Regions from separate parts of the Mus musculus genome. Here region 2 is linked to region 1. Evidence: chromatin loops called from intact Hi-C (ENCODE). Cell type or tissue: heart. All regions are shown on one strand. Links, peaks and the distances in the headings refer to the core of each region. The heading gives the core; the rest is flanking DNA.

Region 1 (2,911 bases), core at 92-2,591:
GGATTTTATTTTTGTGAATAATAGCAGATAATTTTCCTCCTTTGTGGATAGATGCTGCTCCAGAGGCATGGATGCATATTTGCAATAGATCCTTATCAACTCAGGCTCAATCCTGCTTTGCATTTTCTCAATATCTTTCGACACTCCAGTCTACAATAGTCTTGCTAAACTAAACAATGTATTGCATTTCTTGATGAATGCCAGAACCTTGTCACTAGTTTTCCACAAGTCACATTGTATGTTTTTCCCCCTAAATTGTATACCTCTTACACAAATAACACCATTCAAAATACCGTTTCATCTTCAACAGATTTTCTATTTTAACCTGGAGTTTAGTTGAACCTTGATAGGAAGAAACTTACCTTGTGCTGCTGGCTATGAGTGCATGCATTTGAACATTCAAAATATATTAGTCAACCTGAGTTTTTAACTGCTTAGCTTTGCTCTTATCATTTTATAAGATACTAGTGGTTTTCTGGGGTTGCTGGTAACAGCGAAGTTAATCAAGCACTTTGTATCGAGTGTGGCCTGGTATTGTTTTTTGGGGGGCTAGGTGGCAAGAATCAGCCCCTTCCCTTGACAGGGTTCTAAAGGAAAGGGAGACACAAGTACTCTAAGTACTCTGTGCTTTTTACTTCCTCCAGACATCCTTGTGCCCAAATAAATATGTTATCAGTGGTTTTTCGGAAGTGAACCCCTGTCCTAACATCGAATGCTGTCAGGATATCAAAGCCAGAAAACCTATGCGTTTATGCAGCATAGTTCTCTGGTAACTTCTAGAACCTTGCGGGCCTTGCTGCTTGGTTACCGCACAGAGCCAGGTGGGACCCGAGCTCGCCATCAGGTCCCGGGGTGGTCGTATCCACTTGGTGTAGGTGACCTCGCCAGGCCACATAAGAGTTCACAGGGAGCATTCAGAGGTCTCCACAGCTGCCTTCGCGCGCGTGCCACTCGCTGGGCCGCGGGATGCGAGTTGCAGGTCGCGCGTTGGGCGATGGACAAGCTTGGAGCACGCTCCCAGAGCCTTCTGTCCCCGGCCCGCCCCCGGCCCGCCTCGGCCCGCCCCCGGCCCGCCTCGGCCCGCCCCCCGGCCCGCCCCCCGGCCCCGCCCCCGCCCGGCCCGCCCAGCTCCGCACCGCAAGCACCCGGACTGCACTTCCCAGAGGCCTGAGCGGCGCGGCCTTGCGCGCCCTCGAGCTTGGCACCGCCCAGGCCGCGAGACCGCGCCCCAACCTGGCCGCCGGGCGCGCGCCTGGCTGAAGAACCTTTTTAAGTGGGGGCGGAGGCCGGATTGCGATTGCGATCGCGATGGCGAACCTGGGCTACCTGCTGTGCTTGTTGGGTTTGCTACTATGCGGGCTTTCAAGTCCCGGGATGTCCAGACCCTACAACCATGGCTCCGAGAGGCCCATCATCGGTAAGGAGGCTTGGGGCAGGTGTTGCGGACCGGTAGTCTGCGAGGCGCTCTGTTTCTCAGCGGTGCAGACCCCGCGGCGCGCTTCTCATCAATGGGACCTTATGCTGATGTCCTTCTAGAGACCTCTGCATCTGGAGGATCGGGATCCCAATGAAGGCTCAGCTCTTCGCTACTACTTGGCACCCAAAGCAGCTAGAGGCGGTCCCGTAACTTTTAGGAACCACAGTTGAGGCAAACCCAGGATTTGAGGTTTCCGTGCGGGAAAAGAATTTTAAGGACAGTCAGTGTGAACCAAGCTAGGATGTATCAGAAGTAGGAAGAGAAGAGCTCAAGTTAAGAAGGAAGCAGAGGAGAAATCGTGCTGTGGGTTTCTCAGAGAAGACTCCACCTCGGCTGACCTAGTGCTCAATTTCGTAGTTCAAGAAGTTTCCAGAGGATCTCACTCTTTATTCCTGTTCTCGTAGTCCATAATGATAATTAAGATTATAGGACGGCTGCAGAGGTGCCTTGAATAAGATAAGAGCAAGGAGCTACTAGTGTTGCACAAGGGGTTAGTATGTGTCTTTTACTGTACATGAAGTTTCCAGTGAAATATCAGAGGAAATAACAGAGAAGGGAGAAAGACCTTAAAAATGTTAGTTTACTCTTGAGTGTTAACTGGTGAGAGGATTTAGTCAGATTTCAGGGTGATGGGTGCTTTTCCTGACCTGTGTTTCCACCATTTTCCCTGCCTTTCCAATCCCAGAAATTCTGCACACAGGTAAAACTTACGTTTCTTTGCTCCAGGACATACATGAAGATACAACACACACACACACACACACACACACACACACACATACACACACACATGAAATAGGTAAGAAACTAAAGTGTGTCCTGGACTTGGACTTTGCCATTTTTAGCATCAAGTATCAACATCGACTTTGAGGATTTGAATATTCATTTTATCTCAGCCAAATCGTGACATTGTTTCTGTCTGGCATATTTATGTTTCAATCAGGGTAAAACTGGTTTGCATTCATGTCAGACATTTGATAGCATCCAAGGAGAAATCAGCCTGTAGTTAAAGTTGACAAAAGAAATTTATAGGTAGACAAATGTAGGAATTTGACATTTATCTTATTTTTTTCTTCCTTGAAGTTGAACACTAAAGAGAAACTAGAAACTTGTTTTATGTATTCAGGAGTGGTCCGGTTTTCAAGTGGGTGGCTTACTAATATTTGGAACCCTTCCTTCAAAGCTATTTCCATAGATGGGTAGATTCTTCAAGTTGAGTCATGTAACATATGTAGTGAATTGCGTTTGTGGATCTAGCGAATAGAAAAAAAAATTAAAAGATGACAGGAGATTTTGTTTCTTAGAATTTTGGCAACTCTAAGTTGCATATAACAAAAGAGAGAAAGTATGGTTTTGGCTAACCTAATCAATTATGTTTTCCTTTTATACTTAGAGTTTGTGTGTATACATGTGCACATGCATGTGCATGCTTCT
Region 2 (2,911 bases), core at 122-2,621, 470 kb before region 1:
AGGCAAATTTAGTTTGTAGAAGAAAGCACCCATGTTTGAAAGTAAGGTTTAATTGAGAGGTAGACAAAATGAGAAAGATTTGACAGAATAGAATTTGCCCAACTCTCACCAAAAGAGGGGGGCAAGGGAAAAGAGGCTACTTAAGAGAACAGCACAGAGACAAAAGGACAGAAGGCAGTTTTATCTTCTCATTGAAACAAGGCAAGCACTCTACCAACAGAACTTTATTCAGTCTCTAAAGTAATGATGCCTAACTATTGAAAACCAAGTAAGATTGCCAGACAAATTTAGGATACTGAGATAGATCTAAGTATTGAATAAGAACTAGAATGTGGGGGGTGGGGGAGTGAAGAAAGTGCCCTTGTCACTCCAGTACCAACTCCAGAAATTCCTGCCCTGCTTCAAAACAAAGCAAAGAGAGTGTGTCTTTTGGATTTGCCAAAGTTTAGTGCAAAGTTTGTGAACCCCAAGATTCTGTTACTTCCTGAAAAAAATATTTACAGGCACATTTCTCCATCATCACTGAAATGAACATGATGTATGTAATAGCAAAAGCAATGTCTCATGTCTCTACACCTGGGAAGCTTGCTCCAAACACATGTTCTATCCCTTTTCTCACGGGCATGAGCGATTTGATTCTGGAGAATTCAAACTCGTACTGAAGCACATCTTCCTCATTTATAACTTGCAGTTCCTATCTACACCTAACGATGAATAGCATAACGGTTAAAGGACATGAAGGGTCCCAGCACCACATAGCACCTTTAGTAAATGGGTATTTAAGTAATTTAAGACAACAAATAAAAGTTAAATTAAAATCTGATTTCTCTCTCTCTCTCTCGGATATAACCTGTCTTATTTTTTATGTGTCCCTACCCAGGAAAGAACTGGGGTATCTATCTGAATTCTTAAGATGCAGAGTCTAACAGTCTCACTCAGTAGTTCAGACTAGACTGGAATTCACTGAGTAGTTCAGGCTATCTTTAAATCAATACAACAGCGCTGAGATTAAAACAATCAACTTTTTTTTTTTCTTTTTTGAGACAGGGTGTCCGGGATTCCATGCTAGCACTCAGCACATTATATAGCTCAGGATGACCTTGAACTCCTGATTTATGTGACCACCTCTCGAACGCTGGCATTCATTATAGGCTACCACTCCAATCGAATGCAGTGCTGAGAACTGAGTCCAGGACTTCATGCAAGCTAGAGAAGCACTCTGAGCTCTGGCTATGGTAGGACTTCTTTTTCTGGTATTTCCTGACTAAGTCTCATGGGGCTTTGTTTCTTTCTCTTAGTTCCCACCACCTCCAGGCTCTGGATGTGTTTTTCCACCCTCCTCCTTATGTAAGATAATGTAATTCATTCAAGTACTTATTTTCAAAAAGTACCATAAGTGCCAGGATTCACTTTACTGTTGAAGACTTTAGGACGTTATAGAAAAACTACAAAACAAAACAAAACAAAACAAAACAACAACAACCACAACCACAACCACCACAAAAGCTACAATGGACAGTCGCTGACAGCCAGAGGAGGGCTCTCGTCCCTCGCCTGAGCCTGTTGTGCGCATGCGTGATGGTTCCCCTCCACCCATTTCTCCCACCCGGAGTTATTTCCGGTCTCTGGAAACCGAGGCCCGGAAGCTGCGGGCCGGCGTGAAGGAGGTGGTGCTGGCCGACCTCTGGAACTCCGTTCCGGAGCTGACTTTCGCCCCGCCCCGTTTTGTCAGGTCCTCCAGCGCGTCGTCAGTCCCGCTGGGAAGCTGTCAGTCATGGCGCTGTCCTCGCGACTGTGGCGTCGTCTCCCTCCACTCCGCGTCTGTCAGCAGACGAGGACCTGGGGCAGCCGTGGGCGCTGTGGCGCCTGGGGAGTCCGCGCTTGCGAGGTAACCCGCTGTCCTGGTCCTGCTCGCTCCATCAAGCAGGGCGTCGGGGGCGCCCCCATCGCCAGGTCTGGAGGTGCGGCACCCGGCCCGAGGGTCGTGGAGCTTCCGCTTTGCAAACCTCCGCTGAGACAGCTGGCCTCATGACTGAGGGGTGCGTCCTCTCTGCCCTTCCAGTCCCAAAATAGAACGGGAAGGTGAAAGAACTTTGACCGTTTTGAGAAAGTCGACCGTCTCTGGACTCAGGTTATTACCTCGGGCAGCTCTGCCCGGTGGCTCAATGCTGTAGTCCCAACTACTGGAGAGTCCAGAGAAGGAGGATCGCAAATTCAAGGTTGGCTTGGGATGTGTCGAGCCAGTTCAGGGCTAGTCTGGGCCATTTAGTAAGCGCTTGTCCCAAAATAAACAGGAGAAGGAAAAAAAAAAAAGAAAGAAAGAAAGAAAGAAAGAAAGAAAGAAAGAAAGAAAAAAGTAAGTTCTGTGTTAATAAGCCTTTGCCTCGCACCTGGGGGCAAAAATATTTGTGATGTAACTTTGAAATTGTCAATAAATGAGAAAATTTATTTTTCAGTAATTATCCTTCAGTTTCTTGTTTTTTATGCACGCCAAAGCTGTTCAGATTTTTAAAAATTGTCTCAGTTCTGCTGTTTTTATTAGACAGGCTATGACTGTATTCTTGAAAAGGGATGACATCGGTCCCTAAGATATATTTCTCATAACTATTTTGCTAATTTTAAACCCTAAAGTACGGCCTATAAATGCCTGTTATAAAGAAACAGTTACTATCCATGGCGTGTGTAGGTCAGGAATCTAGATATGGCTTACCTGGGTGTCTAACTTAAGATCTCTCCTGAGGTTTAGTCAGGCTTTGACTGTTGAGGCCTCCTTTAATATCTTAGGGTTTTGTTTTGTGGACGTGCTTGTTTACTTGTGTTGCCAGGACTCCCCTAAGTGGCTATGCTTGGCTTGAGTTTAATATACACCCCAAGTAGTTTTCTTGCTTTAAGCCTTCTGAGTCCTAGTACT

Evidence for each region. Hi-C counts contacts between places; a loop is a spot of excess contacts. Peaks named below come from ENCODE experiments on the same cell type or tissue, not always from the same donor. Only the 100,000 strongest peaks of a DNase experiment are listed, where the experiment ranks them.
Region 2: it touches region 1 in a loop (4-fold over the local background); 5 of 42 quality-filtered maps call a loop at or near these places.

The regions. Positions count from the first base shown.
Region 1 is chr4:20,040,866-20,043,776 of GRCm38, forward strand. Ggh (gamma-glutamyl hydrolase) reads left to right here and starts at 1,187. Exons shown (of 9, transcript NM_010281.2): 1 at 1,187-1,417. The coding sequence starts at 1,309. 4930598A11Rik (a long non-coding RNA gene) reads right to left here and starts at 1,039. Exons shown (of 2, transcript XR_881147.2): 1 at 363-1,039. In heart, for the core only: no CTCF peak of the experiment used is centred there; a DNase peak (open chromatin) is centred at 1,266; H3K4me3 peaks cover 1,397 bases; H3K27ac peaks cover 874 bases.
Region 2 is chr4:19,573,440-19,576,350 of GRCm38, forward strand. Rmdn1 (regulator of microtubule dynamics 1) reads left to right here and starts at 1,627. Exons shown (of 10, transcript NM_025476.6): 1 at 1,627-1,888. The coding sequence starts at 1,775. In heart, for the core only: a CTCF peak has its summit at 1,535 (motif pointing right); DNase peaks (open chromatin) are centred at 1,212 and 1,642; H3K4me3 peaks cover 1,496 bases; H3K27ac peaks cover 1,539 bases.